Regions from separate parts of the Mus musculus genome. Here region 2 is linked to region 1. Evidence: chromatin contacts called from ENCODE Hi-C or POLR2A ChIA-PET data. All regions are on one chromosome and are shown on one strand. The core of a region is the stretch at or near the end of the contact, and the rest is flanking DNA. Distances in the headings are between cores, read along the strand shown. Region 1 holds the start of Fat1 (FAT atypical cadherin 1). Region 2 overlaps Fat1 (FAT atypical cadherin 1).

Evidence for each region. Hi-C counts contacts between places; a loop is a spot of excess contacts on that map. ChIA-PET counts read pairs that join two places held with the same protein, here RNA polymerase II (POLR2A).
Region 2: a loop to region 1 is called in a map of Patski, with 2.2 times the contacts of the local background. The contact joins the enhancer-like site here to the promoter of Fat1 in region 1. A Hi-C loop is called at or near these places in 15 of 37 maps with a recorded cell type or tissue (Patski, adrenal gland, gastrocnemius and 2 more). POLR2A ChIA-PET finds 5 or more read pairs at or near these places in 4 of 5 experiments (Patski and embryonic stem cell).

Annotation. Positions count from the first base shown.
Region 1 is chr8:44,947,846-44,954,175 of GRCm38, forward strand. Fat1 (FAT atypical cadherin 1) reads left to right here and starts at 2,363. Exons shown (of 26, transcript NM_001081286.2): 1 at 2,363-5,636. The coding sequence starts at 2,369.
Region 2 is chr8:44,995,233-45,001,562 of GRCm38, forward strand. The region is part of intron 2 of Fat1 (FAT atypical cadherin 1); the gene reads left to right. Among named protein-coding and RNA genes, the nearest start is that of Fat1, 48 kb to the left of the region's middle. Within about 2 kb of position 3,564, at least 1 of the 3 ENCODE cell types and tissues checked has a DNase peak (open chromatin) inside an H3K27ac peak, as active enhancers do; it is heart, where a contact is called at or near this core.

The DNA.
Region 1 (6,330 bases), core at 1,113-3,612:
GGACAAATGAATATACCTCCCTGTCTGCCTGTTCCTTCTCCCTCAACTGTTATCTATCAAGATTTTTTTCTCCATTTTGAGCATATCCGTGTATATACACACACAGAGACTTTCTTCCCTCCTTTGGCAAACATAAGTGGGGTCAGCTTAGTTTGGCTAGTCCATTTCTCTAGGTAACTTTACCCATCAGTATGTTGAATGCTGTCTTATTTTTGATGACCGTGTGATAGTTCATGTGTAGAGCTAAGCAAACACATTGAAGTGCTTGCAATATTCTCTTGATGAAATTGCTCATTGTGAAGTGGATGACAGTGACACTGTCCCTTAAAACAACGTGCTTTTTAAGAAGGACAGCACCTGCTCAGCGTCGTTTTTGTAGCTGGTCTGTGGAGCGTTTTCCTTATGTGTACTTTCATATTCCTACTTCAGACGGGTTTGGATTATGGTTTTTGCTTTCCTTCATCCTTACATATGGAAAACGGTGGTATTCCATAGTGTGACCTTACAGCCTATAGCTGAACTGAATGGATCTCTCTCTCTCTCTCTCTCTCTCTCTTTCTCTCTCTCTCTCTGTCTTAAACTTACAGGATTTTTTTTTAATCAAACTCAAATTTCCCCAAGTATTAGAACTAGTGATCAAATAGAGATTTCTGTAGGGGCTGTCGTTGGGAGACGTTCTTAGTTTGTTAAATCATTCCTGCCCCTTTTGAGGTCAGGGATCTGTATGACTTCCCGACTTGGCTGTTGAGGAGAAGGCGTGAAAGCTACAATGCACGTTGGGTGCCCAACTTGAACTTGATTCAGTATCCATTAAGCTCCTGATTGCTTTAGGCATATCGGCTTTCTTCTCCCCCCACCCCCCTTAATAAAATGACTAATGGGGCAAGCTGGCAGTGGCTGAGTTAAGATCCTGTAAATTAATGCTGCCATTGCTAATTTTGCTGGGCTGTCAAGCCAGCCCTCCGGTCTGCTGTTTCGTTCGCCCTTGCTGGTCTCTTACAGTTTTGTGCATATTCATCGGAGGGCTACTCCGCAAAGGGCGAGCTTCTGCACTGTGCTGTCAGCACTGGGGGGTGGGGAAGCACACTGAATTTTTTTTCCACCTCCCCCAGGGATGAATTTGCTGGGGTGATGAAGAACAGCTGGTGGGAACAGAGCCCTGTTCTCTGGCCCGATCTCAGCCCCGTGGACCTGACCTACCTTCCCACTTGTTTAAAGGCTGCCCTTTGTTCGTGCTCCCTCTTTTGCTCCTCAGTGACTCTCTGCCCTTCCCGCAGCTCTGCATCCTTCCTACTTTGCCTTGATGCGTTGATGTTTCAGCTTCTGTGCGTGTGTAGCTCCTTTCACTGGGGACGCCCTTGGGACAGGTTGTGAGGGGTTTTGAAGATACCAGGCCCTCGAACAAGGGGTCATTGACAACCCTGATGGTAAAATGTCAGTGCTCAGAGATTTGCTTCTCTGCCGTAGTCAGAGCTGTTGCCTGTCAAGCTCCTGAATTCAGGTTTTCCTGTTATAAAATGACCTTTGACTGTATGCTCAGGTTGGTGTTTAGAAATTACTTCACTGCAGATTTGACGGTAATGGTTACTGTAATTCCTTTAAATAGCTTTGCAGTACTAAGTGAGACAATGAGGGAGTGCTGTAGGGAGTGAACTTAATTATTTTTATGAAGAAATAATTCCAGGATAAATTTGTGAGATCAGATTACAAGCTATCATTACATATGGTCCTGTGAGAGCACCGTTTAGGACTTTTTCTGAGCGACCCTGCATGTTTCCAATCCTGTGTTAGCACAAGGTTATAAGCTTCCAAGGCTTGGTGAAACATGCAATGGGAGACTGAGGCAAGAGGGCTAGGGGTTCAAGTCCATCCTTGACTACATAGTGAGCTTGAGGCTGGCCTGGGTTACGTGAAATTATGTCTCAAAAGAATTTTTCCTGCCAGAAAATTAAGTTTATATGATTTTGAGGATGTAGTTCTTGGTGTGTGAGAGGAGGCATTCCTTGTCTGCTTTTTTCAAAAACTGATGTCTGTGTTTGGCCTGAAGACGTAAGTTTAACAATCAAATTCAGGGTTGGAGAGATGGCTCAACGGTTAAGAAGAGAGTTGCTCTTGCAGAGGACCTGTTCCCAGGCGTACACTGATGCTGATGCGCATGAAAACAATAACAAAAGAAAGATAGCTGTCAGACATTCTTCTAGAGTTGTTAGAGTGTTGATGTTGGTGTTGGGAAGTGCTTACTCATAGTCAGTGTGGGTGGGGAATGCTTGATGCATAAGGCTTATATTTACAATTTATTCTTTCCCCTCCAGCAAGTGACACTCTTTTTTTTCTTCTTCTTCTATTACAGGTGGCCAGGAGTTAAAAAATGGGGAGACACTTGACCTTGCTTCTGCTTCTGCTCCTCTTCCTCCAGCAGTTTGGAGACAGTGATGGCAGCCAAAGACTTGAACCCACCCCTCCTATCCAGTTTACACACTTCCAGTACAATGTCACTGTGCACGAGAACTCGGCAGCGAAGACCTATGTTGGCCACCCCAGAAAGATGGGCATCTACATCTTAGACCCCTCGTGGGAGATAAGGTACAAAATCGTCTCAGGAGACAGCGAAAACCTGTTCAAAGCGGAAGAGTATGTTCTCGGAGACTTCTGCTTTCTAAGGATAAGAACCAAAGGAGGGAATACCGCCATCCTGAACAGAGAAGTGAGAGACCATTACACGCTGATCGTCAAGGCAGTGGAGAAAGCCACCGATGCTGAGGCCCGAGCGAAGGTTCGGGTACAAGTGCTGGATACAAACGACTTAAGGCCCTTATTCTCCCCCACCTCCTACAGCGTCTCTTTGCCGGAAAACACAGCCATAAGGACCAGCATCGCAAGAGTCAGTGCCACGGATGCGGACATTGGGACCAATGGCGAATTTTACTACAGTTTTAAAGACAGAACTGACGTGTTTGCTATCCACCCGACCAGCGGCGTCGTTGTTTTGACTGGCAGGCTTGATTTCCTAGAGACCCAGCTCTATGAGCTGGAGATTCTGGCTGCGGACCGGGGGATGAAGCTGTACGGTAGCAGTGGGGTCAGCAGCCTGGCCAAGCTGACAGTTCACGTGGAGCAGGCCAACGAGTGCGCGCCCATCATAACCGCGGTGACGTTGTCGCCCTCTGAGCTGGACAAGGACCCAACCTACGCCATCATCACCGTGGAGGACTGTGATCAGGGTGCCAACGGGGAGATAGCGTCTTTGAGCATCGTGGCTGGCGACCTCCTTCAGCAGTTTAAAACAGTGAGGTCTTTCCCAGGGAGTAAAGCATTCAAAGTGAAAGCCGTCGGGGCCGTCGACTGGGACAGCCATCCTTACGGCTACAACCTGACATTGCAGGCTAAAGACAAAGGGACTCCTCCCCAGTTTTCCCCCGTGAAAGTTGTTCACATCATTTCTCCACAGTTCAGAGCTGGCCCTGTCAAGTTTGAAATGGATGTTTACAGAGCCGAGATCAGTGAGTTTGCCCCTCCACATACACCCGTGGTCCTGGTCAAAGCCATTCCTAGTTATTCCCATTTGAGGTATGTTTTTAAAAGCGCTCCTGGAAAACCTAAATTCGGTTTGAATCACAACACGGGTCTCATTTCCATTTTAGAACCCATTAGAAGGCAGCACACATCCCATTTTGAACTCGAGGTGACAACAAGTGACAAAAGAGCCTCCGCCCGAGTGGTGGTCAAAGTTTTAGGTACAAACAGCAACCCCCCTGAGTTTACACAGACCTCGTACAAAGCATCCATCGATGAGAACGCGCCTATCGGTGCCGCAGTCACGAGGGTGAGTGCGATGGACCCCGACGAGGGGGAGAATGGCTACGTGACTTACAGTATTGCAAACTTAAATCACGTGCCGTTTGTCATTGACCACTTCACGGGAACCGTGAGTACCTCTGAGAATCTGGACTATGAACTGATGCCTCGCGTGTACACGCTGAGGATCCGTGCGTCTGACTGGGGCTTGCCATACCGCCGGGAAGTCGAAGTCCTCGCCACGATTACTCTCAATAACCTGAATGACAACACACCCCTGTTTGAGAGGATAAACTGTGAGGGGACCATTCCCCGAGACCTAGGTGTGGGGGAGCAGATAACCACCGTGTCTGCCATTGACGCCGACGAGCTGCAGCTGGTCCGGTACCAGATTGAAGCCGGAAATGAGTTGGATTTGTTTGGCTTAAACCCCAGCTCCGGTGTGCTGTCCTTAAAGCACTCCCTCACGGATGGCTTGGGCGCAAAGGTTTCCTTTCACAGTTTGAGAATCACAGCGACAGACGGAGAAAATTTTGCCACGCCGTTATACATCAACCTAACGGTGGCTGCCAGTCGCAAGCCGGTCAACTTGCAGTGCGAGGAGACCGGTGTTGCCAAAATGTTGGCAGAGAAACTCCTGCAGGCGAATAAGTTACACAGTCAGGGGGACGTGGAGGATATTTTCTTTGATTCTTACTCCGTCAATACCCATACTCCACAGTTCGGGGTTACTCTTCCAACTGGAATTGAGGTAAAGGAGAACCTCCCGGTGGGTGCCAATATACTCTTCATGAATGCTACTGACCTTGACTCTGGCTTCAATGGAAAGCTCGTCTATGCTATTTCTGGAGGGAATGATGATAGTTGCTTTACCATCGACATGGAAACGGGAGTGCTGAAAGTCCTGTCTCCACTTGACCGTGAAGTAATGGACAAATACACCCTGAATATTACCGTGTACGACCTCGGTATACCCCAGAGGGCTGCCTGGCGCCTTCTGGACGTCACGGTTCTGGATGCCAATGACAATGCGCCCGAGTTTTTACAGGAGAGCTATTTTGTGGAAGTGAGTGAAGACAAGGAGGTGAACAGTGAAATCATCCAGGTCGAAGCCACTGATAAAGATCTGGGCCCCAGCGGGCATGTGACCTACGCTATTCTCACAGATACGGAGAAGTTTTCCATCGACAGCATGACCGGTGTGGTGAAAATTATCCAGCCTTTGGATCGTGAAGTGCAACCTGTGCATTACCTAAAGATCGAGGCCAGGGACCAAGCCACAGAGGAACCCCGGTTGTTCTCCACCGTGCTCCTGAAGGTGTCACTAGATGACGTTAATGACAACCCACCTAGGTTCATCCCACCCAATTACTCAGTGAAAGTTCGAGAAGATCTACCAGAAGGAACCATCATCATGTGGTTAGAAGCCTATGATCCCGATGTGGGTCAGTCAAGTCAGGTGAGATACAGCCTCCTGGATCACGGAGAAGGCCACTTTGATGTGGATAAACTCAGCGGCGCAGTTAGAATTGTCCAGCAGCTGGACTTTGAGAAGAAGCAACTGTATAATCTCACCGTGAGGGCCAAAGACAAAGGGAAGCCCGTGTCCCTGTCTTCCACTTGCTATGTGGAAGTGGAGGTCGTTGACGTGAATGAGAACCTACACACTCCGGTGTTCTCCAGCTTTGTGGAGAAGGGTGTAGTGAAAGAAGACGTCCCTACTGGCTCATCAGTCATGACCGTGTCAGCTCACGACGAAGACACAGGCAGAGACGGAGAGATCCGGTATTCCATTAGAGATGGCTCTGGAATTGGTGTCTTCAGGATAGATGAAGAAACAGGCAAGTGCTGTTAATCTCTTCTGCTGGCTGCACTTCCTCCCCTCTCTCCTCTTCTTTGCATCAGAATTCCCAGTTGGTTTCTGTTAGGGCTTGGCATTGAAGTACGTTTACACTTTTTGCGCTATGAAGCTACACACTGAAGGATCAAGTGTACATAAGATGAGTAGAAGGGATACCAATCTTTGAAGTTTGTACTCTATTATCAAGATCATCACTGTGGTTTTATAGTAACCTTGAAAAGCATTCTGATTAGGCTGTTTCGTGGTGTGATGTTTCCGTGGTGGTACGGTAACATCGACACCAGTTGGAGTGCCATCTGGAGGGTAGTGCATACGTGCAAAGTTATACAACATACCCAGAGACTTTTATGCACTAAAACTACTTTATCATCTGCTCTATGTCCTTCAGGCTTTGAGAGGCCGTGGTAGGGTAGTGGAAGGTTGAACTGAGAATACCTGGCTGGTGGCTGTGTATTAGGGTCTTACTGCTATGAACAGACACCATGACCAAGGCAACTCTTATAAAGGACCACATTTAATTGGGGCTGGCTTACAGGTTCAGAGGTTCAGTCCATTATCATCAAGGCAGGAAGCATGGTACAGAAGAAGCTGAGAGTTCTACATCTTCATCTGAAGGCTGCTAGCAGAATACTGACTTCCAGGCAGCTAGAATGAGGGTCTTATAGCCCACACTC
Region 2 (6,330 bases), core at 2,314-4,813, 49 kb after region 1:
TTGCTCAGCCTGGTTGCTTATAGAACCCAGGACAGGGCTGGCTCCGTCCACATTGGTCTAGGCTCTTCCCACAATCAATCACAAATTAAGAAAATGCCCTACAGGATTTCCTACAGCCCGATCTTACAGAGGTATCTTCTTGATTGAGGCTGTCTCTCCTCTAATGACTGTGGCTTGTGTGAAATTGACATAAAATTAGCCAGTACACTAGCGAACCCTGAGCTGATTGATGCTCATAACTCTTTTGTTAGTCTGACCCACCCTTGCCCTGTCCCTTAGCTGGAATCTTCCCAGTGTGCTTGCTCTGAGCTGCTAGATGCTATCTAAGCCGCCCACCCCCAGGCTCCTTTATTTCACCTTATCTTGGCCATGCTTTCTGCCCCTTGACTTTGTTCCAGTACTTAGGGAGCAAGCAGTGGGACATAGTAAAAGATTCATCTTTTGGGCTCTCCACACTGCATAATAATGCAGCCTGTATTTCCAAGCACAGAGGCAACTGCTTCTATTTCTTTTCTCTCCTAGGTAAGCCAGGCAAAATGGTTTAGAAAAATCCCTTTAGGGTAGTGATTGACAGGCTCAGCAAATGATTCTTTGACTATAGATGTGTATCCACCCGCCTACCTCTGGCCCTTTCATCTATCGGCTCTTATCTCCTCTAGTAAATAGGTTACTGTTTGACTAATTTTCATTCACTGCTGTCCTTCTTCCTCTCTGGAAAGAAATATATGAAGAATTATATTTTGTAGCCATGCTAAATAGACTAGGAATGGGTAATGGGCATAAGCGGGCATCCTGGCTTTGGTTTGTGGGGTTAGTTGTATCAGTAGGCACACTGTAAGTCAGTCTCTTCATTGGCTGAATCATATATTTCTGTCCCCTTGAGATATTTAAAAATGGGTTTGGAATTTGAGGGTGGCTTGCTCCTCCCCACTTTGGGACAGTAATGGGGATTGAACCCAAAGACCCACATACACTAGGCAAACACTCTTACCGCTGAGCTATATCCCCAGCCAAAGTTGCTCCGGTTGGGTTGAGGTCCTACCCAGTCTGTTCGTCTCTGGATCAATGGTTTAGAACACTTTAGGCTCTTCCAATGCTGCTGGTGTTCTTTCTGATGCACTTTGGTTGTCTTTGAGAGCCGAACTTCAGGGGGCAGTCAAGAGAGAGCAGCAACCCCTGGCTTTTCTTTCTTGACTCTTAACTTTCTGTTGTGAACTTAGACTTCCTAGCCCTTCTACAGTCTCTTAGCCTCATTTTTGCCCATTTTTGGGAGTTCAGGCCACACTCTTCTTCCTCTGATTTGTGCTTTGCATTTTGCAATCAACTTTGATCCACTTAAATCCTTTAAATCTTCCTGGGGGAGGGGCCTTGTGCTAAGGGCAGAGAGACTCCAAACAGAGTCTCCAAAGGGAGACTTGCATTTTCCTCACTTTACAAATAATTACATGACTTCAGAGAGGTCAGGACCACCCAGGGTCCAAACCACAGGCATGGATTTCCTCCCTGCTGCTTCTGGGTACTGCGTCTTGGATGTGTGAGTGTGGTTTTGCGGTGGTTATTCTGTATCCGAAAGAATGCTGTGTCAGAGCATAGTTGCTTTTAGTCTGATACTGTTTCTGTGGCCCTTTTCACATTAAAAACCACAATGCTCTTAAATGATCCTAGCTCCTTAAGCTTGCTACCATTAACCGTGTACTGGAGGAATTACTGACCATTTTGTATAAAAGGCCAGGGAAGTTTTTAGGTAGGCAGTCTGTCCAGTGTCTGTCACAGTCATTTAGCTCAGTGTTTGTAGTTCAATGATAAAAGGAACTTTCAAGTTTGTATAGCTTTCAGTATTATAAAATGTGTCTAGCCATTCACAATTTAAAGTCCATACAAGTTGAGCAACAGTTCCCTGACACTGATGTGTTATACGTAACAATGGAAATACTTCACGTATTGATTTTTTTTTCTTTTTTCTTGAAATGGGGCAGCAGCTATTTAAATTATTAAACTCTGAAATAAAAGACCCAACTTTTCCCATTCTGTAAACAAGAGTGCATATAGACAGACTGAGTGTTGCCTTTCCAGGCGCTTAAATTACAACACTTAGAATATGCGTTATTAAGCATGTTTTTTGAGATTTAACAAGTTCCTGGTAGATGTTTAGAAGTGGGTAGCAATACTAATTAGTTCTTTTCCCCTTTAAGAAATAAATCATTTCTCACTGGAAGATAAAAGATGCCTAAATTTGATATTTTCGCCCTTGTACTGCTGGTATATCTTATTACAAACAGCCAGAGCTGCAGTGCCAGCTCCCCTGGTTGGCTCTTGGTTCTTGGAAGGTTCCTCCCTCCCCTGTTTTTTTTCGTAACCTTGTCTGGGACTGAGTTGTTCATACTCAAAAGGACTACATTATACATTTGTTGTGCTTTTAGGAGAACACCAATATACAAGGGCCTCTGATTTCCTTGCTTACATGTAGAATAGAGTATTTCATAAAGAGCTATCTGTGTCGGGTATATAAGGGATGGTGTGACTGTTCAGTAGAAGATTACAAACAGATTTAGTGGAAATAGAATATTTACATTTAGTAATCGACAAACCGAGCGTTCTTTAATCACTGCAGAATACTGCAGTGGGTAGTAGATATACTGGGCACCTAATCGCATTCTAGCTGCATGCTCCTTTAGTAAGTGAGTCTTGTATTACTGAGTAATGAGGCAATAAGAAAATGGCATTTTATTGTGGCTGGAAAGGAGACCTAACACAGTTCAATAGGAAGTAGTTACAGCCGCAAACAACTTCCGAGGGTTTCCGGTGTAACATTTGATAGCTCTAGAAAGGAAGGAACTGAAAGGCCACTCACGCCACAATGGCAGGGATTCATTAACAACAACAACAGAAAGTCACCTTCGTGTATTTTAAGGGCTATAGACTTTTTTAAAATCTATTTCTCATTACTAGTTTTTATTTTATGGTGAAATGTATTACCTCTAAAGTCTTAAAAGTCAGGTTTTATCTCCTGCCTTATCTGGTGCATTTTTCCCCCCATCAAATCTGTTTTCGTGGGATCCTTAGGGTCAGTTGGATCAAGGAGAATTCTGCGATTCTAGGTCACTGAACGTCAGTGACTAAAGTACATGTAAGATTTTGCACTTAAGATGCTTTCGTTGAAGTTTGCCGATGTTAACCTTAGATATTAACCTTACAGTTGATTGAGTGCTTTCCCTCCCTCCAGGCCTCCTTCCCTCCTACATAACTTATATAGAATACTAAAAACAATTAATTCACAGCAAAATTGATTTGCCTTCTGATCTTGTGTTCTGAAACCACTAATTTCCACCAGGAAACAGCTCGCAGAACAGATGTAAAAGCAGAAGAAAAGCGGGCGATACTGACCTCAGCCCCTCCTTGTGTGGCTTCAGAGTGACCGTCTGATTAATTTTATTAGTGTTTTCTGCGGACCTCTGAAAGTTCGAGTTAAGTGAATTCCGAGCTCCTTTCCAGCCCTGACAGGCTATGAATAGAATTCCATTTTTGGCTCCAAGCCTAATCCTGCCGGCACCAGTACTGCAGTGACAAACAATAGCTGCTCAGATGGCCACAGCTGCCAAAGATCTCCCAGCCAACTGCAGTTAGAACCGGTCTCAGAACACTACCTATAGGAAGACAGCGCACGCTGCCAAGGCTCTGAGAGCCTCCGACAGAAGCTCTAAGAGTAGATGCACAATGACAGCTATAGGAGAGTTGATGGGGAGAGCTGAACCTTTGCCTCCGCCTATGACGCCCTCCAAGTCTCCAGCATGGGAAAAGGGAGACGTGTTGTCCTGCCCCCTGATGGTCTGAGCTAAGCAAGACTCTGACTTTTTCATTGTTGGTTCTGATCTTGCCCTGTTGCTTGGTTCTCTTCCTGGCTCCAGTCCTCAAGGGCCAGGACCTTTCTGTACCCAGTTATTGTATCCATGACAGAGCCAAGCACAGCGCTGGCTGTGGGAATGCTACTCACTCCCTGCTTGCTTTCCAGTTCACTGGTAAAGGGTTTAAAAACTCAGCCAGTTGGAATGGTTCTGCTTTCCCCAGGCCCCCTTTAGCATCCGTTGCTTGCCTGTCTCTCCACCTTACCCACACCCACACACACCCACCCCCCTCCTCTGTGATCTTCCCAGCTGCTACAGATGTCTTTGGTCCGAGGCCATTTTTTATTTCATTAGAGCTGTTTCAAATATACAGGCTAAAGTGTTCATGGAGAAGATGCTCATGCAGTCACATGGTACACATGGTATTTCTTATTGTCTCCTATATTGATGCCTCAGAGTACTTTTTTGGTTTTTCGAGACAGGGTTTCTCTGTGTAGCCTTGGCTGTCCTGGAACTAACTCTGTAGACCAGGCTGGCCTCGAACTCAGAAATCTGCCTGTCTCTGCCTCCCAAGTGCTGGGATTAAAGGCATGCGCCACCACTGCCGGTAGAGTATTTTTAATATGTCATCTTAAAACATAATGATTTATTTCCCCTATGACTGTAGCTTCTGAGTTCCTGAGGCAGTACAACTGACGATGTGTATTTTAATGTTGTTATGTTATGGAGACGTGAAGAGACTTGTTTAGCAGCTAGAACACTGTCTTTAACTACTGCTATTTTATTCTGATAGTTGACATTATTTTTGAGGTTAAAAAAAATGGTATCAGTGTGTAAGAGGAACAGAGAGATAGCTAAGATGAAAAAGATAGGTTTGAGAATGCAGGGAGAGTGAGTGTTTTCTGACTAGAGAGGATACATTGTCCTGTTAGTTTTGGAGCTACTGTCTTGATTAATCTCACTGATGTCACTGTGCCCTGCCTGTTTCGGTGTTTTTGTTTGTTTGTTTGTTTTGTTTTTGTTTTTTTTTTTTTTAGGTGAACCCCTGAGGGCATACATTTCTACTCAGGTGGCAGAAATGCACACTGTAGAACATGGTATATGAGGGAGTCACACTGTATAACATGGTAAATGAGAAATGCACAGTGTAGAACATGGTATATGAGGGAGTCAAGGGACTCCCTGGGATTAAAGGCGTGTACCACCCCTGCCTGGGCGGGAATTTTAAACACTCTCCACTTCTAGGAAATATGGTTTGTGTAGTGGGACTCTAATTTAGAATAAAATTCATTCCATTTCCAGTTGCTTTAACTTATTAGAAGAAGTTGTCTCCCACTTGCCACTGTGGTGGTTTAAAATGAAAACGAAAATGTGGGACTGGAGAGATGGCTTAGAGGTTAAGAAGTTGTGAATTCAATTCCCAGCAACCACGTAGTGACTCACAACTATCTATGTATAATGTGATCTGACATCTTTCCTAGTGTGCATGAAGACAGCATACTTATATAAAATATAAATATAAAATATATATATATATATATATATACACATATATATCTATAAGTCTTATTTATGTTTGTCAATGGCTGCATAGTTCAGGCTTTAGAAATCTGTATTGGGGGCTGGAGAGATGGCTCCAGAGGACCTGAGTTCAATTCCCAGCAACCACCTGATGGCTCACAAGCATCTATAGTGGGATCTGATGCTCTCTTCTGGTGTGTCTGAAGACAGCTACTGTATACTCATATAAATAACAAATAAATAAATCTTAAGAAAGAAGGAAGGAAGGAAAGAGAAAGAAATACTGTATTGGATTCTTTTCCATCTAAAATTTCCACCCAGTAAATTGTTCTCCTATATCTTTTGCTTTGAGTTTTAACGTATTTTTAAGGCTATAAAGTTTCAAGTAAAAGATTTGTTAAGAACTGAAGATCCCTTCCTTGAGAATTCTAGTATAGGAAAGGAAACACCTTCCTTGCCCCGTCTCAGTCTCTTCCCTGACCAGTTCCTCCTTTCTCTTTTGACAAATTGCTTTGTAAATATTTCCATATACATTTTGTATAGGAAGTTAGCATTCATACCCAAGGCTCACAATAACGTTTGCCTCTTAGTTCTGGTAGCTCTTTGTCTAAAGGTTGCTCAACCACTTTACTGACTGCCCCTAGGGCTTATCTTATTTTGATTTTCCTTAATGTTTCTGATTCCTAGAATGCTTAGCCTGGCACCAAAGGAAGCACCCAATTATTGTGCTAAAAAGGAAGCAGGGGGTGGTGGGTCACACCTGTAAAGCCAGGATTCTGGAGGCCTAGGCAAAAGGAACCCAAGATCTGGGGCAGCTAGGGATATCCAGTCTCCCCAAACAAAACTGAAAGCAGCCGCTAACTCTACCACCAAAAAACAAAACAAAACAAAACAAAAGGTGCTGCTTTTCCCTGTGGCCAGCTCAGCTTTTTCTTTTTGACCTGTGATATGACAACCCTTTACTAGA